3 separate regions of the Homo sapiens genome follow, and all the other regions are linked to region 2. Evidence: chromatin loops called from intact Hi-C (ENCODE). Cell type or tissue: stomach. All regions are shown on one strand. Links, peaks and the distances in the headings refer to the core of each region. The heading gives the core; the rest is flanking DNA.

Region 1 (7,356 bases), core at 1,126-6,125, 110 kb before region 2:
ACTCCCTCTGGGGAAGCCAGCTGCCCTGTCGTGAGGATACTCATACAATCCTTTGAAAAGGCCAACAAGGTGAGGAACTGAAACTTCCTGCCAACAGCCAGCAAGGAACTAAGGCCTCCTAACAACAGCCATGTGAGCAGGCCATATTAGAAACATCCTCAAGGCCGGGCGCGGTGGCTCAAGCCTGTAATCCCAGCACTTTTGGGAGGCTGAGGCAGGCGATCACTAGGTCAGGAGATTGAGACCATCCTGGCTAACACGGTGAAACCCCGGCTCTACTAAAAATACAAAAAATTAGCCGGGCGTGGTGGCGGGCGCCTGTAGTCCCAGCTACTCCGGAGGCTGAGGCAGGAGAATGGCGTGAACCTGGGAGGCAGAGCTTGCAGTGAGCAGAGATCGCGCCACTGCACTCCAGCCTGGGCAACAGAGCAAGACTCTGTCAAAAAAAAAAAAAAGAGGAAAAAAAAAAAAGAAACATCCTCCAGCCACGGTCAAATCCAGAGAACTCCAGCCCCTAGGGCCAGACTGCAAACTTCAAGATGGACCCTGATCCAGAACTACACAGCTAAGCCACTCCTGAAACTCCTGCATTCCTGACTCAGAGATAAATGTCTGGTGTTTAAACCACTAAGCTAAGCCATTCCTGAATTCCTAACTCAGAAATAAATGTTTGGTGTTTTAAACTACTAAGTTTTGGGGCAAAACCTCACAACTTTACTGTGTTGGTTTCACATAATTCTATTTACTGAACACAGTAAAACTTTAATAACCTACACTTCCCTAAAAGAGCCTACAAAATTTATAGGACTTTGTATAAATCTACTACAACTAGAAATGGTCAAAAACAAGAATAAGAACAACACATTAAGCAATCACAAGAATTTCCAAAATGTAAGAGAGTGAAAGTACTCATGATAAATAATGCACCAAAATCTAAGAAAAGTATGATCACTATATAAAGCTACTGGAAGAATTTACCATGTCCCTGGAGCTGAAAATGGTCGAATGAGTGAAAACACTCAACTCTCACCTCACCCTCTTTATCTTCAGAGCTTAGACTGATAAAACTCTAAAGCATGTTTCTTATTGCATATAAATCCTTAAATCCTTCTTCACTATGACCAGTGACAGAAAGAATGAATTAAATTACTTGCCTAGGGTCATTTCAAGAGCTAGGAGAAGGATTGAAATGACTCCGTAAGAGGTCTAGGGGAGCACTAAACTGCATCTGGGAATTCTGTCTCAGAGCTAAGAAGCTAAAAGAAGCTCAGCAAGGAGTGCTGGCAGGAGCTTTGAAACAGATTTAAGACTAACTGCTTTTTAGCTAATGGAAATGACAACCAGCTGCTAAATAGATTTGGGAGGGTTAATTTATGCATCAGATCAAAATATATGAAGTCAACTGCCCAGTAAATCTTGCTTCTTACTGACAGCTATTCAATTTGATTAGGTTTATTTATATCTCCCAAATTACCATAGACACTTATCCTGGACAAATGTCATGCCCTGAACCTTTTGATAATCTCTAAATTCCTGAATATGCCTACAGATTACAGTTTTCTTTATAATACTGATTAACTGGTACCTGAAAAATAGTACCCCTTTATATCTCTAAAGATTCTGCAAACATAGGGCTAAAGTAATTAAAAAGGAAAAAAAAAATCCACCAAAGAAAATTCTCACATAAACTATAGTAAAATGAGCCATGAACTTTTAAAATAATACAACATCAAAATCATAAACATGATCACTGATTGTATGTTTGTGTAGTGGTGCAGGAAATAATACATTAAAATGCTGAAAGGGAAAGGCTGAATGAAGACAAGTTAGAACGAAAGGCTTCAAACCTGAGCATGTGCCAAAACCACCTAGAAGTCTTGCTAAAACAGAGATTGAGGGGCTCTGCCACTCAAGAGTTTCTCATTCAATAGTTCTGGGCAGGAGCGTGAGATTTTGCAGATGTTGCAGGTGTGGGGACCACAACTTGAGACCCACCAAGTTACAGTATTATGTTACTAACATAACTAACCAACTTGACCTGGTGGATCATCAGGATTTGGTTGATTATACCTAGACCAAAGAAGCAAGCAAATCAGGTCAGAGAGAAGAGTGAGGCAAACGTGGGGCATAATGGATGAGAGATCAGGTGCTGCCCAAACTTTCCACTCCCCTCTTTCTTCCTTCCTTCCTCCATCTCTCTTCCTCAAAAGGAACTAGATTCAGTTCTCAGGCATCTTTAAAGTTCCCTCCATTACACGATTCCATGGACAGATCACAATTATTCTTCAGTAGTCCCGAATGCCTGATGCTCACATCTCTTTTTGGGATGTGTATGTTTGGGATGTATGAGAAGGTATCTTCTTCAAATGTGGGTTTCATTACAATTTTGAATTCATACAAACCATAGCCCTTCCTCCCTTTTATGAGCTTCTTCAGCTCAGTTCCAGGAGCAATATATAGTGAGTTGGGGCAGCCTCCCACTATTAACTTCATATCTGGCAAAACATATTTGAAATTTGCAAAATCAACCTTCACTTGTCAGTTCAATGTCTTCACCATCTGTTACTTCTCACATTTCCTGTGCATAACTTCACACAATACCTTAAGAGTCCTTTCAGCATTCTCAAGTTTTCTTTCTTATTTGATGAGCAATATTTTCATTGGTTGGAATAATCACTGAAACACTTTCACTAACTTCTTGTTGCTGTCACTTCCATTGTAACAGATGGTAGACCTGTTCAGTTCCGTAGGTTTAGCTTCCACCACATTCAACATTCTGAAGTTACCTACAACTTCTATATTCCACCTAGAAACCATCACTTTTGTAGACTTCAGGATTTTAATCACCGCCTTCCCAGCTGAATTTATTTTTGTGGTACTTTTCCATAGGAAAAAAAAAAAAGGTCACAGGCACAAAAGTTAAAGTGTGCAATGTCATGAGCAAGGAGACACAACTGAACTTCGCTGAAACAATGAAGCTGGGCAGCAGGCCTCACTCAGGGTGGGCTTAACTCAAATTTCAGCCTCAGAAAAATTACCAATTACACTCTGTCATGAGGATTTAGAGGCCTTAGGAATGACTCAATGTTAACTCTTGGAATGTCTAAGGTCCAGTATACCCCTATTTACTCTTAACTCCTCTAAAGGAACAAACATACGTAGCTACCTCCTTTAGATAAGAACTATGACTGTGTCAAAGGTGATGCACACTGCTGTGTGTGTGGAAATCAGGATGATGACGCTAGACAGCTCCACAGCTCCAACTGAGTCAAGTTTTCACTGTGACATGCTTTTATCAGGAGTGCTGTGGTGTTTCTTCTGAGCATACACACACTCCTAAGTACATAATAAAATAAAAATTCGAAAGCCAAGCATGAATGATTTTGGGATAATCTACACCACTGTTTCTCTCTCTTCAAACGGTGAAAAAACGAACTATATTTCCATTTTCTTTGCTGCAAACAGACTTCGGCCAAGATGACTTCAGACAATGATTAAGAGCCACGTCCCTACAATCATATAAGTCCCAATATAATTAAAAATTCTTTTCCAGTGGTTCTAACTAGGAGGTTGGGTTATAGAGTTTACTTTCTACTGTGTAATACACAGCTATTGTTTAAATTAGTCTTTTATAAACAAAAATTCCAAGAGCAAAACAATTTCCTAAAAACTTTATGTTCCACTCCTCTCTACTGCATTAGATAATAATCAACTCACTGCCCTTTTCCCTACAAAGCTGATCACATTAAATATGTTGAGTCTGGATTCAAAAGTTCAAAAACTGACCTTAAGAAGCTATCTTGTATAGACATGACATCAGAAAAATACCTTAAACCCATTCCAAATAGATGGCTTCTCTCAACTTATTAGGAATCTCTTTAAAAAATTATAAAACCTCCTATAATTAGCCTATTACTAAGATTTACCTTTTGGAAATTTTAGAAGCTTTGTTTTAAAACTTCTTAGAACCACACACAAAATCCATAGAGTTCTCACTTAAATGTTTTCTAATTACTATAAATACAGCCCCATTAACAAAAGTTTAAAAGAAAAGGAAGTTAAAAAAAAAAAAAAGACACAACAACATAACCATAATCCTACTATCTTCATAGTAAACGGATTGGTGAATTTTCGTCCATTTTAAAAATTTGCATACCTTTTTACATAGTTGTAATCATTACATATACACAACTTTACATCCTGCTTTAACCCCTTCACACACCTTTGTATCATACACACCTTTCTAAGTTGTCATTTTATATCTAAAGGACTGCAAAATATTCCATAAGTTATCATTTGTTTACCAGTTTCTTTATTGTTCAAGATTGTTTCTGATCTTTTATTCTATAAACTGCTAGGTCAAATAGCATGAATTTTCTGACTCCAGATCCCTATTTAATGTTACCATTTCTTTCTAGCCAGCAGCTCTAAACCAGCTATCAATCAAAATGAGCAAAAATAAGCATGTTTCTACTACTGAATTATTTTTCCCACAGGAATGAGCAACTTTTCCGGACATTCTCAAACCCAGCAAAACACCAATAGGTTTTTCCAATCCTTGCCTCTGTCTTCACATCACCTTTTTCTCTATATCTCCATGTGTCCTCTTTGTTTCTTATAAGGACCAGTAATTAGATTTAGGGTCCATTATAATCCAGTATGATCTCATCTTAACTAATTATGTCTGTAAAGACCCTAAGGTCACATTCTGAGGTTTTAGCTGGACAGAATTGGGGGACAATAAACTCCTACACTACTGACCTCCGATCTAAATAAGTCTAATTTTCTTTGGTTTTACAACGTTTTTATTTTTAATTAAATAACTATTTATAGTACTACCTTTGTTCAGTATTGCTTTAACGTATTTTCAATATAATGCAGTGAGAGTACAGTAGTCCCCCTTATCCATGATTTCGCTTTCTGTGATTTCAGTTACCCACAGCCAACCTGAGTCAGAACATATGAATGGTATAGTAAGATATTTTCAGAGAGAAAGAAACCACGTACATATAACTTTTATTATGGTATACTGTTATAATTATTCTATTTTATTCTTAGTTATTGTTGTTAATCTCTTACTGTGCCTAATTTATAAATTAAACTTTATCACAGGTATGTTTATATAGGAAAAAACCCTAAGTACAGTATATTGAGGGTTCAGTACTATCCCCAGTTTCAGGCATCCACTGGGAGTCTTGGAACAAATTCTCCCAAGATAAAAGAGGAATACTGTATTAAGATTACCACAAAAAAAAATTACTTAATCACTAAATCTTACCTGAGATCAAGCACTTCTTACCAGCAAAGCTCCAAATAGATTGCTAGGGAAATATGGCATTTTGACTTTTAAATATTAAAGTCAAATGCCCCAGAAGACCAAAGTATCATGCCTCTATGCACTGTATCTGGAAATTCAAACTACTATAGATACACAAAGGACACAGTGATTTTTGTCTGTAGTAGGGCAATTTCTTGACTAAGGTCCAATCATCAGTGTATGAGTAGACTGTACCAGTGTTACCACTTCAGCTCTAAGTTAAACAAGTCTTGCTGTTTATTTAACTAGAGAAGCTCTCTTAGCACTCAGAAAAGACTTAAAAACCACGAAGATGGACCCTGCAGACTATCACAATCTTACATATTCAACAATCTTATAAACTTTTGCAACCTACTCACAACACCAAATAGAACTAGTATCCACCAATTAAATAAACCAACTGGAAAGTGAACTAAAATGTTAATACATGTACAAAAGATCCGCATATTCATTGTAAAACACTGAAGAGAACATAATTATTTGGCAAACATTCATTTAACCAGCATCTAGGGTAAAAACAGAATGTTTTTAAAAAAATAGTGCCCCAACATTCATTGAGTTGTAAGACATACTGAGAAATGCCAATGACTTTTTTTTTTTTGAGATGGAGTCTTGCTCTGTCGCCAGGCTGGAGTGCAGTGGCGCAATCTCAGCTCACCGCAAGCTCCGCCTCCCAGGTTCAAGTGATTCTCCCTCCTCAGGCTCCGGAGTTGCTGGGACTACAGGCTCCCACCACCACGCCCAGCTAATTTTTTTCGTATTTTTAGTAGAGATGAGGTTTCACCATGTTGGCCAGGATGGTCTCCATCTCTTGACCTTGTGATCCACCTACCTCGGCCTCCCAAAGTGCTGGGATTACAGGCATAAGCCACCGCACCTGGCCTGTTACCTTTTTGATACTTATATTGTGTATATCTGCAGAAATACTCAACTTTGGATGGGATGAGATATTCACAGCAGAATTACTTTTGAGGTTTTCTCAAATTAATGATTTGGAGCCCTAAAATAATAATTACAAGGTTCTGACTTAATTTCCATTGTGATACCACTTAGGCCTTGTCTTCCCCACAGGTAATCTCCTCAGGGGAAAAGAAAGTGGAAAGAATAGAACATTCAGTTATTTTTTTGTTTGAAACGACAGTTTTGTTTAAAAATGGAACGGCGGTGGCTTCTAGCCTTCAAATAAAACATATATTTTTAAAAATTCACATTTAGAAAGATTTAATATTCTGGTACTCTATTAAATTTCAACTCATATTAAATTGAGTTTTATATGATCTACATGAGCATCTCTATACCTGGCAGTAGGCAGGCAACAACACAGATTCCAGCCCTCAAAAAACTTAAAGTCTAGTAAAATAATAACCAGGCAACTGCAGTATAATTTTGTAGAAACTATAATAGAAAAAGTACAGTGTACTAGGGAATCACATGAGATACAAATTCCAGGCCAGGCACGGTGGCTCACGCCTGTAATCCCAGCACTTTGGGAGGCCGAGGTGGGTGAATCACCTGAGGTAAGGAGTTTGAGACCAGCCTGACCAACATGGAGAAATCCCGTCTCTACTAAAAATATAAAAAAATTAGCCGGGCTTGGTGGCGCATGCCTGTAATCTCAGCTACTCAGGAGGCTGAGGCAGGAGAATCGCTTGAACCCAGGAGGCGGAGGTGCAGTGAGCCAACATGGTGCCATTGCACCCCAGCCTGGGCGACAAGAGTGAAACTCCGTCTCAAAAAAAAAAAACAAAAAAAAACAGAGAGATGAATTCTAAACAAAAGTGACTATTTTAGACAAGTACTTAGCATAAGAGAACTATTAAAAAGTATCCATGTGCATATAATTAGCGTGATAAATTTTATCAATATATGTAATCATGTAAAGTACAGATTGATTACATCATACTGTCAACTTCCCAATTTCTATCTCCAGCCCAGTCTTCTTCACTTGAATTACAGATTGATTACATCATACTGTCAACTTCCCAATTTCTATCTCCAGCCCAGTCTTCTTCACTTGAATCCAGTTTCCTATGGTCATC
Region 2 (7,356 bases), core at 1,304-6,303:
GACTCCATCAGTCCCTAGAAATCTTGCCCTTTTTCCCTCTACTCCCTGCCACATCTAGTGGTCTAGACTCCTAAGCTTATTAGTTTCCTGGGGCTGCTGTAATAAACCACCATGAAGTGGGTGGCTCAAAACAACAAAAATTTATCCTTTTGTTACCGGTAAACTTGAGGGCCCCAAAAGATGGGGTCTTTCCTCCTTCATTGCTGCAGAGCCAATACACAACTGAAAGTGAGCATCACCCACAGCAAGGTTTAGTCTGTGGCCAGGGAATGAAGAAGTGGGAGCATGGCTGGCAAATCACCTTCTCAACTAGTGCAGGATGAGGGGGCTAAAATGTAAGGCTTCTTAATGAAGGAGTTGGACACTAAAAGTGAGGGGAGAGTCCAGGCATGGTGGCTCACACCTGTACTCCCAGCACTTTGAGAGGTCAAGGCAGGTGGATCGCTTGAGGCCAGGAGCTCGAGACCAGCCTGGACAACATGATGAAACCCCGTCTCTACTAAAAATACAAAAATTAACTAAGCATGGTGGCCTGTGCCAGTAATCCCAGCTACTTGGTAGGCTGAGGCAGGAGAATTGCTTGAACCTGGGAGGTGGAGGTTGCAGTGAGCTGAGATTGCGCCACTGCACTCCAGCCTGGGCGACAGAGCGAGACTCTGTCTCAAAAAAATACTATTTTGGCCAAGCGTGGTGGCTCACGCCTGAAATCCTAGCACTTTGGGAGGCCAAGGTGGGTGGATCACCTGAAATCAGGAGTTCGAGACCAGCCTGACCAACATGGTGAAACCCCGTCTCTACTGAAAATACAAAAATTAGCCTGCATGGTAGTGGGCGCCTGTAATCCCAGCTACTTGGGAGGCTGAGACAGGAGAATCACTTGGACCGAGGAGGCGGAAGTTGTAGTAAGCCACGACTGCGCCACTGCACTCCAGCCTGGGCAAAAGAGGGAAGCTCCATGTCAAATATATATATATATACTATTTTTAAAAGGATATTTTAATACATACAAAAAGTAGGAAGGACAGATCTCAGCATAGAAAAAGTGGTCCTTCAAATTGAACAAAGTTAACTTTATGAAAAACTTCTTAATATGTCCTTTTTTTCTCTTCTATTACCAAGATCAAGAAAAATGCCATCCCAGGTCAGTTTCAGATCTCAAGCTGGCATTTGAGAATCAGAGCCAGAGCTTCACAGAAGTCCCTGTCCCCAGCACCTTACTACTATTCCATAGTCAGCACTAGATGGTCACGGTAACTTTCAAGCTGTGACTTTCAAGAATTTAGCAATTTACAGCCATCTGTTGCCATGTGTACCAAAATTTTGCAAAATATGACCACTGCCTCTTCACCTCATAATATCTGCGATCTTACCCATATCTCTGTTGTAAAATTGAGATGGCAGAAAAATCAAGCAGCCAGGCTCATGCTCAGGTGGGTGCATTAATTAATAAATCAGATACAGTGACAGTGGCAATGGCATAATAACATTCTTAGTCTCCTACACATGCCATAGTTTGAAAGGTAGTGCCATGTAATATTTTTAGGAAGTTTTATAACATTCGAGGTTAGAAGTCAGAAGTCCTGGTTCTAAACTCCCTAGCTAAGTATGGCCTGGAGAAGACATTTGACCTTAAAGAGCTTTTTCTTACTATTTATATAATAAGGGATTGAACTACATAGTGTCTCTAAAATCTCTTCTGGTGCAAAGAAATTTCTAATTCTGACTCAAAGCAAAACTGTCTAATTTGGAATATTGACAAATGTTTTTATTAGTCACAAAGCAGAAACCTTCACATTTAGATGCTATCATTTTGAAATAAAAAGACTATTTATTTATTTTTTGAGACAGTTTCGCTGTCGCCCAGGCTGGGGTGCAGTGGCACCATCTCGCCTCACTGCAAGCTCTGCCTCCTGAGTTCAAGCGAGTCTCCTGCCTCAGCCTGCTGAATAGCTGGCACTACAGGCGCCCGCCACCACGCCGGCTAATTTTTTGTATTTTTAGTAGAGACAGGGTTTCAGCATGTTGGTCAGGTTGGTCTTGAACTCCTGACCTCAAGTGATCCACCTGCCTCCACCTCCCAAAGTGCTGGGATTACAGGTGGATTCACTGCATCTGGCCTAAAATAAAAAGACTTTTCAGACTTTTTCTTTCCATTTAAAAGAATTGTTAAAGCATTTAGACTAACAGCAGGTTTATTCTGATATGTATGAAAACTGCTGGGTTTTTAGTCCTCTGAAATATGAATTTGTCACTAATAGGAACTAATTCATGACAACAAGATCCACAACTTCAGATCCCCAAACTCCAGTGTCTGTATCAGTTTTTTCTTTTACAGTCGTGGATGTGTATAGATATAAATCTCATTACCACAAAGTTAGGTTAGCTGACAGAAGCTAAAACATCAGCTCACGTGAGTACATGGGCCCAGGAGACGCAGACAAGGATATTGATAGCAGCAGCAGTTTGCCATGCCAAAACTTGGGAGTCACCCAATTGCACATCAACAGTAGGATGAATCAAGAAACAGGAGCATAGTTCTACCTTGAAATGCTAATATGGCAACAAAAATGAAGAAGTTTAAATTAAAGTGGTAAGCAATATAAGTGAATCTTTTTTTTCTTTCTTTTTTTTTTTTTTTAAAAAACGGAGTCTCGTTCTGTCACCCAGGCTGAAGTGCAGTGGCATGATCTCAGCTCACTGCAAGCTCCGCTCCTGGGTTCAAGCGATTTTCCTGCCTCAGCCTCCCAAGTAGCTGGGATTACAGGCATGCGCCACCATGCCCGGCTAATTTTTTGTATTTTTAGTAGAGATGGGGTTTCACCATGTTAGCCAGGATGGTCTCAATCTCCTGACCTCATAGTCCACCTGCCTCAGCCTCCCAAAGTGCTGGGATTACAGGCGTGAGCCACCATGCCTGGCCATGAGTGAACCTTTTTAAAAGCATGTTGGGTGAAAGAAGCCAGACACAATAGAATACTTACCAGATGATTCCATTTATATCAAGTTCAAGAACATGTTTTTTAGGAACACAATTTAGGTGGTCAAACTGAAACGAAAGGAAAAGGAAGTAAATAACAAACTGACTAGGGAAATTGAGGGGATTGTGACTGGGCAAGAGAACACTGGGCTTCAGCAGGGCTGACAGTGTTCTTGTTCTTGACCTTGCTGGTTACCTGGGTCTCTGCTTTATGAAAACGTGTTCAGCTGTACATTCTTGTTTCATCCACTTTCCTGTTTGTGTTATATTTCATAACAAAGGTATTTTTAAAGATCATATGGTTTTGTTACACCCTGAATTTCTATATTACGTCCATTCTTAAGAGTTTGAAGTTATATTTCCCGTAAGTTGTTTAATTCATTTAGAATTGTATTCATAATGTAAAACAATGATAAATATAACTTAAGAGTTATATTTATCATGTAAAACAATGATAAACATAACTTAAGAGAGAACTTTCAGATTAATTTTAAGAGTAGTAAGTTCATTATAGAAACTTTGGATAATATTGCCAGGTATAAAGATGCAGGGATGAACATAAATCCCAATGACACAGTTATTTTCACATATTTCCTCCCAGATTTTTTTTCTCCTATGCAGTTTAATGTGGTAGAGATCACAATGTAGCTACATTTTTTCCCTGCTTTTCTTGCTTAAAATGATGCCATAAGCACTTTTCCATATCATTATAAACAGAATTTTAAATTTCTAGATAATGGTGAATTATTGGGAGACCCTGAAACTTATTTATACACACCATAAAGGGTGAATTCGTGATCACGCAGGACACTGTACTGGCCTTCAGTATTTTTATACTATTTTTATGCTCTTCTACTTGTGGACATAAGGTTGAGATCTTAGCCAATTTTTATACCTTCACCTTCCTTATCTCCCCATCCTTCAAACCACAACGTAGCAACATTGAAATCAGGCAGTGTCTGAAGCCCTTTCTTCTTTTTTTTTTTTGAGACAGAGTTTTGCTCTGTCGCTCAGGCTGGAGTGCAGTGGCACAATCTCAGCTCACTGCAAGCTCCGCCTCCCAGGTTCACGCCATTCTCCTGCCTCAGCTTCCTGCCATTCTCCTGCCTCAGCTTCCCAAGTAGCTGGGACTACAGGCGCCCACCACCACGCCTGGCTAATTTTTTGTATTTTTTTAGTAGAGACGGGGTTTCACCGTGTTAGCCAGGATGGTCTCGATCTTCTGACCTCATGATCCGCCCACCTCGGCCCCCCAAAGTTTTGGGATTACAGGCGTGAGCCACCATGCCTGGCCATCTGAAGCCCTTTGTAGATGGGCTTATGAGGAAGTCAAAACGTGGAAACATTTACCAACTCCTGTAATATGCCAGGGTGCAGTAGCCAGATTTAGCAAATAAAACTATAGGACACACAGTTTTTGCAATAATTGCACATATGAAAGAATTACTTCATATTTATTTGAAATTTGAACTTAACTAGGTTTCCTGAATTTCATCTGGCAACCCAATGCCAGGGCACTGCCAGGGCTGTCAGGAGTATATTCTAATTTAATTCCTTTGACCCCTTTGAGAGTTACATACGATTCCCATTTTAAAGAAGAGCTCAGGCCGGGCGCAGTGGTTTATGCCTGTAATCCCAGCACTTTGAGAGCCCGAGGCGGGCAGATCACGAGGTCAGGAGTTCAAGACTAGCCTGGCCAACATAGTGAAACCCCGTCTCTACTAAAAATACAAAAAATTAGCTGGGTGTGGTGGCACATGCCTGTAGTCCCAGATACCCGGGAGGCTGAGGCGGGAGAATCACTTGAACCCGGGAGGCAGAGGTTGCAGTGAGCCGAGACCATACCATTGCACTCCTGCCTGGGTGACAGAGTGAGACTCCATCTCAAAAAAAAAAAAAAGAAGAGCTCAGTAAGGATCAGTAACTTCTCTAAGCTCACACAGCTAGAAAGGAGTAAAACAAGGATGGAAACCTAAGCTTTCTGACACCAAGACTGTGGCTCCAAATTGGTGGGGCTTACCCCCTAATGCTTGGGTAAAATGGACCCAACTCTCCCTCAGTGAGAGAGGGTGTTTTTGGTTTTCATTTGTTATTGTTGTTTCTTTTTACAAAACAGTTCATCAACCCTTTTGTACTGTTATGTCAAAAATGAGTGGCTGGGTGTGGTGGCTCACATGTGTAATCCCAACACTTTGGGAGGCAGAGGCAGAAGGACGGCTTGAGCCCAGGAGTTCACGACCAGCCTGGATAACATAGTGTGACTCCATCGCTACAAAAAAAAAAATTGAGAAATTAGCCTGGAGTAGTGATGCATGCCTGTAGTCCTAGCTACTCAGGAGGCTGAAGCAGGAGGATCTCTCAGGGTCAGAAGACCAGCCTGGATAACATAGCGAGACCCTGTCTCTAAAACACATTTTTATAAAATCAACAAAAATTAGTTGGGCATGGTGGTGCATGCCTGTGGTCCCAGATACTTGGGAGGCTAAGGAAGGAGGATTGTTGAGCCTAGGAGTTCAAGGCTACAGTGAGCTATGGTTCCACCACTACACTCCAGCATGGGTGACACAGTGAGACCCTATCTCTAAAAAAATAAAAATTAAAAATAAGTTAAAAAATGAGTATGGGGTAGGGGAAGAATTCTGGACCCAGGCGGCAGGGCCAAGCCACTGAACTGACTCAAAACAACCAGGTCCAGGAAAAGGGGCTTTAAGCTACCACAGGGCAGCAAAGAGGAAGCTCCAACACACCCCCTAGCCCCACCCTTTGGAAGCCAGAAGACTCACCCATCAGCACTCTTCCTGATGACCATCAGATGAGACATTTTAATTTCATTTGCTCCTGGAAACCCCAAGGAAGGTTTTGGGTTTTGATTTGAGGTAGGGGGCAGGGGCTTTATTTACTTATTCAGGTTTAAAATAAATAGTAAAAAGGGTGAAACTTCCAGAAGTGGTTCCACTGTCATATGGGAGGAAACATGATCCAAGCTGTGTGCGTTATCTTCATCCCCTCCTGTCCAGCCAAGAGTCTGGCCCCACAGCGTGGCACAGGCCAAGCTCCCCTCTCTTGTGCCCTCTCATTCATTCCTTTGCAACTTGCTGCTTTCCTTCCCCACACAAGCAGATTCTAAATGAGCCATTTGGCAAACCCCTCAGAGTACTACCACTCCTAGCCAGGAGGTGAAACTTCCCTAGGCCCCAAACGGAGGAGGGACAGAAGTGCCAGTGTCTGAGGAGCGTGGGTGCAGGAGACAGAATGGAGCTGAATCAGGAAAAATGACAGAGGCCCCAGCCTCATTTGGGCCCGAGATTCCCCTGAATGTGGCTCTTGTGGCAATCCTAGGTGAGGTCTTTGGTAGGACTTGGGAGAAACACACAGACCCCCACAACGCCACCCACTAAGGCCCCCAGCCTTACTCCAGGCAAGCGTATCTGCTCAATGGCATCTAGCTCTGAACCAACGAGGGCCTGAGTCTCTCTGCACCAAGGGGAAGCAAGTGTCAAACCCACACCCAGCATCTGGCAGCAAACAGCAGCTGCACTTCCCCTCCCTAAGTCTCTACGGCCTCAGACTTGCATTCTGTCGGTCCCCAAAGCAGTTCAGGGTCCTGGCACACTTGCCAACGCGGCTTTCCTGCAAAGCTCAACCAACCTGCAGGCAGGCATGCAGCAAGCCCAGGGAGCAGCTTCAGTGTGCGGATACGGGTTCCATCTTCACTGGCTGTCAGAGGAAAGCCAAGATGGACTCCACATGCCCCTCAACTTTACTACTGAAAACCAGTTCCTACTGCCTCTAGGCCCTTGGGTTTCCTTTTCATAGAGCATTTACTTCATTTTTAAAAATTTTTATTTTATTTTAAATTGAGATGAGATCTTGCTATGTTGCTCAAGCTGGTCTTGAACTCCTGGGCTGAAGGGATCCTCCCACCTCCACTTCCTGAGTAACTGAAGTTACAGACCAGAGCCACAACACCTGCCTGCAGAGCATTTACTTTAAAAAACTTGTCATTTTAAATTCTTTCTCTACCTCTTTTTTTTTTCTCTCTTTTAACTCATCTGTATTCATTACAACTTTAAGCAGAATGTGACTCGGGCACTACATTTCCATCCGCAAGCCTGGCTCTGAGTTTTTGTTATTTTATCTTATTTTTTTTTTTGAGACAGAGTCTTGCTCTGTCTCCCAGGCTGGAGTGCAGTGGCACAATCTCGGCTCACTGTAACCTCCGCCTCCCGGGTTCAAGCGATTCTCCTGCTTCAGCCTCCTGGGCAGCTAGGATTACAGGCATGCACCATCACGCCCGGCTAATTTTTGTATTTTTAGTGGAGACAGGGTTTCACCATGTTGGCCAGGCTAGTCTCAAACTCCTGACCTCAGGTGATCCA
Region 3 (7,356 bases), core at 821-5,820, 110 kb after region 2:
GCTAAATTTTAAGTTATATGTGTTTTGCCACAATTAAACATTATTTAAAAATTTGAAGAAGTAAAATGTGTCCATATAAAAAATGACAAAGTATAAGGGAAGTAAGCAAAATCATCCTCCATCACCCCAATGGAGATAACCACTATTAAGCTATGATCACACCACTGCCCTCCAGCAATGGACTGATGGAAGGAGACCCTGACTGTAAAAAGAGAGGTGGGGGGGAAACACCACTGTTGAGGGTCTTTTTATGTAGCCAAAGTGGAGTGCTTTTATAAAACACTGATTCAACAGTTTAAAGCGAAAATTTAGTCTTGGTTGAGAAGGTAGTCCTATCACAGAAGGTGAGAATGATGCCACTTTTGGCTTCCAGGCAGACTGGAATAACTTCAGTATTTTTCTCTAAGTCTTCTAACTTGGATTTGGTGAACACTGTCTTTGTAAAACAAATGCAGAGATCTCAGTCATAGGCCAGTGTTTGCCCAAGTAAATTGGTTTTAGATTCAGGACGGCAAAAATTCATGCCTGGAGTATTTCTTCCTTTCATTCCCATACTCATCCATTGAGTAAGTATTTGTTGAATATCTACGTGCGCCGACACTGCGCTAGGGGCTCAGGAGACAGCAGTGAATGGGAGAGGACACTTACCTTCTAGCTGGAAAGCAAACAGCAGACAGGTAAACAAACTAACACAGAAATTGCAAACTGAGAAGTGGTTTGAAGGAAAGAAACGCCGTCATGCCATTGAAAGGAATGGGAAAGGAGAAGAGCTGAAACCTGCGGGATGCGAATAAACTCCCACTAAAAACACCAGAGATGCAAAAGACCATTAGATCATTCAGGTGCACAAAGTGAATACAGGCAATAGAGGTCAGAAGAGTGGTTACCTCCGGGGAGGGCACCGACTGGGGGAGGCACGAGGGAGCTTTCAGGTGTGCTGAACATGTCCTATATCTTGATCTGGGTGAATAGACTGTATAAGTACAATATTAGGGCAGCATTGGGGGTGGCTCACACCTGTAATCCCAGCACTTTGAGAGGCCGAAGTGGGCGGATCACTTGAGGTCAGGAGTTGAAGATCAGTCTGGCCAACATGGTGAAACCCCATCTCTACTATAAATACAAAAATTAGCCAGACATGGTGGCAGGCGCCTGCAGTCCCAGCTACTCCGGAGGCTGAGGTGGGAGAATCCCTTGAACCCGGGAGGCGGAGGTTGCAGTGAACCGAGATTGCACCACTGCACTCCAGCCTGGGAGACAGAGTGAGACGCCATCTCAAACAAACCAACAAAAATTATGTGAAAAGTCATTGAGTTGCATGCTTTAGGCATGTGCACTTTACTATATATATACATGTTATACCTTAATAAAAATAAAATACCCGCCTCCTCAAAAGGAAAAGGAAGCGGGAAGCATTCCAGATGGAAGAAATAATAAACACCAAGGCCTGCAGGTGGGGCCGCAGGAAGACAGGTGGAGTGCAGGGAAGGGGTAGTGAGATGAGGCTGGTGCACAGCAGACCAACAATGGAGATCCCTGGGGAGAGAATTGGGACTCAGGGATGGGGACCAGGGATTTTAATTTTTAACTCTGTTAAAAAATTTCACTGATAAACATGCCCTCATGCTTTATATGTCCCATTTTATTTTATTATTTTTTATTGAGACGGAGTCTCACTCTCTCGCCCAGGCTGGAGTGCAGTAGCGAGATCTCTGCTCTCTGCAAGCTCCCCCGCCCGGGTTCAAGCGATTCTCCTGCCTCAGCCTCCCAAGTACCTGAGATTACAGGCTCCCGCCACCACGCCCAGCTAATTTTTGTATTTTTAGTAGAGATGGGGTTTCACCATGTTGGCCAGGCTGGTCTCAAACTCCTGACCTCAAGTGATTCACCCGCCTCGACCTCCCAAAGTGCTGGGACTACAGGTGTGAGCCACCGCCTCCGGCCTATCTGTCCCATTTTAAAAACAAGTGAATGAAGTCATTTACTTTCTTTTTCAGAATGGCGCGTCCCACCTTTCCTCGGGGCTTGTTGTAAGGAAGTGAATGGCTTTGAAGGTCCTTTTCCTGTCTTGAGGGGGGAAAGATCCAGAGGCCGTGCAGCCTCCATAATTTCCGCTGATCAATGTGCCCTGGGAGGATACATCATTTCTTGATCAGAAGAGGAACAAAAGGGAACCCTGAGTGGAGAAGTTCCCCCCCCTCATTCATTCCATCGATGTTCATTGAGTGCTTATTAGACACAAGACCCTGCCTGTTTTGCAGACAAGAGTCCAGATCTCTCCCCTCTTAGTTCAGGATGAAATCAATACCTGAGACTCCAATCCTGAGGCAAATGGGATTAGGATCCCAGGGGCATGCAGAAAGGGAGGAGAAGGCGATCCACAGGGAAGGGAGATTCCTGGCTCCTTCACCTGTGGCGTTGGGAAGCGGAGAAGCAACTTCTAGACCACTACTTTCTGGGGATTTAGAAGGTACTGGAAGCTCTGTCTTGAACCTTTGGAAAGAACCCTTTCTCACCTTCGTCCACACCCACGTATGCTGGACGCACTCAAGGTTGGGTATGCCTCCGTGCCTCCCTCTCCGGGCACCTGTGGGACTAGCCGGCGCGGCGATGGGGACGCGCGGCTCCAGCGGCGCCCGGGCAGAGGACAGCGGCCACCCGGGCAGGCATCGCCGCAGGCGTCCCGCTCCGTGCGCGCTGCGCTCGGCGGCTGGATCTTCCTCTCCGCAGCCCTGCTGGCTCTCGGGGACGGACCATCGTCCTGAGTGTGGCCGGCTGCCGCGCGCATTTTCCCGGACATTTAGCATCCTTGGCCCTGGGCCTGACAACAGCTCACGTTTCAAACACCCCTGGAGGGCGGTGCGCCCGGGGTGATATCCTCTGGGCGCCTCTTTTGTTCGTAAAAGTGATTTGGAAACGCAAAGAGGAGTCTCCGCACTGGCCCGGGGACCGATGCAGCGGAAGGGTGCGAGAACAGCCCCTCTCTGCACCCCAGCTCCCACCCAAGCAAGGGGGCCGCTCAGTCCGACAGTCCCTGCGGCTTCCGGGGGCGCCCGAAGGCCCAGGGGTCTGGGGCGGACTTCGAATTGCTGACCCGCGCGGGAGCGGAGCTGAGGTGCTCGCGGGAGCGGCTTAGGGGATGGGGTCAGAGTGGGGTCCCGGGGAAGCAGAGCCCACCCGGTCGCACGGCTTGGCCGAGGGGTCGGGAACAGGAAAGCCAGCGAGGTCCCGGAGGGAGCCACTTCGAGGATCTGAACGCGAACCCGCCCAGAGCCCCGGCCCGCGCCGCCGTCCTCCGCAGTCCCGGCGCAAACAACACAGCGCGGCCCCCAGGCCCAGGGGAGGTTCCGTGTGACGGTCGCGTCCCAGGGCAGCACGGAGGGCACGACCCCAACACATATTTGTTGAACAAATAATTTTCAAAATATATATTTGGGGAGGAGGGCGTGGGCGGGCGAAACTGGCCACAGCACTGGCTGTCCGCGGCCAGAATTGGAAAGGGCCAGGTGGCTGGGCTTTTCTTCGTAGTCCCTGTGTCGTTTCCATTCCTTCATTCATCCAAAAAATGACAGATTTCTAGGGAAGCCAAACTCCTCGTTCGATTGTATTCTGGAATCCGGGTTAAGAATTGCCAAATTGTCAAAATAGGTTTAAGGAGTGGCCTCATTCCCAATCATCGCAGTTACATGACTGGTTCTGTATAGCCAGGTTCTGGAGACAAAACTGTATTTTAATGCCATTGGTTTTCTTTGTAATTCTATGTATATGACTTGGTGCACTTAAAAACATCATTCTGCGTAGGAGGTCTGCAGCTTCCCCTGGACACTAAAGGGTGCAGGGGCCATGGGCAGTGGCTGTGGCCTATAATCCCAATGTTTTGGGAGGCCGAGGTGGGAGGATCACTTGAGCCCAGGAGTCAGAGACCAGCCTGGGCAACATAGCAAGACTACATCTCTACATGAAAAAATAAAATAACATTAGCCAGGCTTGATGGTGTGTACCTGTAGTCCCAGCTACTTGGGAGGCTGAGGTAGAAGGACTTGCTTGAGCCTGTGAGGTCCAGGCTGTAGTGAACTGTGATCATGCCACTGCACTCCAGAGCCTGGGTGACAGATTGAGACCTCGTTCCTAAATAAATAAATGCATACTGCATACATACATACATACCTCTATCTCTTAAAAAAAAAAAAAAAAAAAAAAAAAAAGGCCGGGCGCGGTGGCTCACGCCTGTAATCCCAACACTTTGGGAGGCCGAGGTGGGCGGATCACGAGGTCAGGAGATCAAGACCATCCTGGCTAACACAGTGAAATCCCGCCTCTACTAAAAATACAAAAAATTAGCCGGGCGTAGTGGCGGGCGCCTGTAGTCCCAGCTATTTGGGAGGCTGAGGCAGGAGAATGGCGTGAACCCGGGAGGCGGAGCTTGCAGTGAGCCGAGATCGCGCTACTGCACTCCAGCCTGGGTGACAGAGCCAGACTCCGTCTAAAAAACAACAACAACAACAACAACAACAAAATCAGGCTTGGTAGCATGTGCCTGTAGAAAGAATTGCCTGAGCCAAGGAGTTGAAAGCTGCAGTGATGGTGCCACTGCACTCCAGCCAGGTCAACAAAGTGAGACCCTGTCTCAAAAACAACAACGACAGGCCAGGCACGGGGGCTCATGCCTGTTATCCTAGCACTTTGGGAGGCCAAGGCGGGCAGATCACCTGAGGTCAGGAGTTCAAGACCAGCCTGGCCAACATGGTGAAACCCTATCTCTACTAAAAATGCAAAAATTAGCCGTGCATGGTGGCAGGTGCCTGTAATCCCAGGTACTCGGGAGGCCGAGGCAGGAGAATCGCTTGGACCCAGGAGGTGGAGGTTGCAGTGAGCGGAGATCGTGCCACTGCATTCCAGCCTGAGCGACAGAATGAGACTCCGTCTCAGGAAAAAAAAAAAAAAAAAAGGTACAGGACATAAAGTGGGCAAAGACCCCAGATTCCTCACATGAAATGGATTACCTAGGGGTGAACTACATTTGAGGAGCAGGACTAGAAAGCAAAATATCCATGTTCCCAATGGTACAGCTGAAGGAACAGGCATGCACCTGTGCACCTGCCCCTGGTAATGGCCTGTCCTGGTGGCTTGTCACATGTCCCTCCCCATCATCCATTTTGCTTTGCAGACAAAAGCAGCAGGGACATTTTGCCCAAAAGAAAATTCTTTTTATGAGAATTCCTTGCTAGCCTGGAACAGGAGGTCCTGCGTTAGGACTAGCACTATTCAACAGAACTTTCTGCTATGAGGAAAATGTTCTCTCTTGCTGGTGTCAAATGCAGTAGCCATTAGCCACAAGTGGCCACTGAGTGCTTAAAATATGGCTAGTGCAACTAAGGAGCTAAATCTTAAATTTTATTTCAATATTTAAAAATTTTGGCTGGGCACAGTGGCTCACACTTGTAATCCCAGCACTTTCAGAGGCCAAGGCAGGAGCATTACTGGAGCCCAGGAGTTCAAGACCAGCCAAGGCAACATAGTAGAACCCTGTCTCTACAAAAAAGATACGAAAAATTTAGCTGGGTGTGGTGGTACACACCTGTAGTCCTAGCTACTTGGGAGGCCAAGGCAGGAGGATCACTTGAGCCCAGGACTTCAAGGCTGAAGCAAGCTCTGATTGTGCCGCTGCACTCCAGCCAGGGTGACAGAGCAAAACCCTTCTCTCTAAAAAATAAAGAGGCCAGGTGCAGTGGCTTAAGCCGGTAATCCCAGCACTTTGGGAGGCCAAGGTGGGTGGATCACCTGAGGTCAGGAGTTCGAGACCAGCCTGGCCAACATGGTGAAACCTCATCTCTACTAAAAATATAAAATTGGCAGGGTGTGGAGGTGCATGTCTGTAATGCCAGGTACTCAGGAGGCTGAGGCAGGAGAATCACTTGAACCTGGAAGGCAGAGGTTGCACTGAGTTGAGATCATGCCACTGCACTCCAGCCTGTGCAACAGAGTAAGACTCTATCTCCGGGGGGAGCGGGGAGACATATATATATATATATATATATATATATATATATATATATATATATATATATATATGTTTTGACATATGTACCTGTGAAACCATTACCACAATCAAGATAGTGACTATACCTATCACATCCAAAAGTTTTCTTGTGTCCCCTTGTGGTTTCCCCATTCATGCCCCTACCTCTACACCCAGGCAACCACTGATCTGCTTCCTGTCATTTCCATTTCCCAGAATTTTATCCAAATGGAATAATGCAGTCTGGTGCTCATATTTTGTCTGGCTTCTTTCACTTGGCACAGTTATTTTGAGATTCACCATGTTGTGTCTCAGCAATTCATTCCCTTTATTGCTGAGTAATATTCCATTGTTTGGTGAGACCATTCTTTCACCTGCTGATGGAGATTTGAGTTGTTTCTACTTGTAGCCTAATACAAATAAAGCTGTTATGGACATTCTTACACAAATCTTTGCATAGACATATGCTGTTGTTTCGTTTGGGTAAATTCCTAAAAGTAGAGTGGCTGGATTATAGTAGGCGTATGTTTAACTTAAGAACTGCCAAACTTTTCCAAAGTGGTTGTACCATTTTACACTCCAGTCTGAAGTTTATGAGAGTTCCAGTTGCTCCACATGTTGGTCAACACCTAGTGTGGTCTTTTTATTTCAACCACTCTATAATAGGTGTGCAGAGGTATTTCACTGTGGTTTTAATTTGCATTTCCCTGAAGACCAACAATGTTGAGCATCTTTTCATGGGCTTCTTCCTTGGTGAAGCACTTAGATCTTTTGCCCATTTTAAAAATTGTGTTTTCTTATTATGGAGTTTTGAGGTTCTAGATACAAATCCTTTATCAAATGTATGATATGCAAACATTTTCTCCCAGTCTATGGCTTGTCTTTTCATCTTCTGAACAATGTTGTTCAAAGAGCGGAGTTTTAATTCTGAGGAAGTCCAATCTATTAATATGTACTCTTACGGATTTTACTTTCACCTAAGAAATCTTCGCCTAACTCAAGGTCACAGAGGTTTTTTCCCGTTTTCTTCTATAACGTTTATAGTTTTTGCTTTTACATTTAGATCTATGAGCCATTTTGAATTAAGTTTTCTATATGCAGCAAGACATGGATTGATCCTTGGTTTTCTCCACAACCCTATTATTACCACTTTGCAGATAAGAATTAAGTCATGTAATTATTGGCCCCAAAGCAGAAGAGTCAGGAAGTAAATCCAGGTTTTTAGGCCTCTGAAGTTTGTGCTTTTTTTTTTTTGAAATGGACTCTCACTCTGTCTCCCAGACTGGAGTGCAGTGGCACGATCTTGGCTCACTGCAACCTCTGCCTCCCAGGTTCAA

What was found. Peaks named below come from ENCODE experiments on the same cell type or tissue, not always from the same donor. Only the 100,000 strongest peaks of a DNase experiment are listed, where the experiment ranks them.
Region 1: it touches region 2 in a loop (2.2-fold over the local background); 28 of 110 quality-filtered maps call a loop at or near these places.
Region 3: it touches region 2 in a loop (2.8-fold over the local background); 73 of 110 quality-filtered maps call a loop at or near these places.

The regions. Positions count from the first base shown.
Region 1 is chr18:62,808,263-62,815,618 of GRCh38, reverse strand. All of the region lies in intron 1 of PHLPP1 (PH domain and leucine rich repeat protein phosphatase 1), which reads right to left. Among named protein-coding and RNA genes, the nearest start is that of PHLPP1, 96 kb to the right of the region's middle. In stomach, for the core only: no CTCF peak of the experiment used is centred there; a DNase peak (open chromatin) is centred at 3,198; H3K27ac peaks cover 430 bases.
Region 2 is chr18:62,701,620-62,708,975 of GRCh38, reverse strand. No RefSeq gene overlaps it. Among named protein-coding and RNA genes, the nearest start is that of PHLPP1, 10 kb to the left of the region's middle. RefSeq lists a silencer at 6,415-6,464. In stomach, for the core only: no CTCF peak of the experiment used is centred there; no DNase peak of the experiment used is centred there.
Region 3 is chr18:62,592,179-62,599,534 of GRCh38, reverse strand. No RefSeq gene overlaps it. Among named protein-coding and RNA genes, the nearest start is that of ZCCHC2, 73 kb to the right of the region's middle. In stomach, for the core only: no CTCF peak of the experiment used is centred there; a DNase peak (open chromatin) is centred at 2,754; H3K4me3 peaks cover 1,137 bases; H3K27me3 peaks cover 4,645 bases.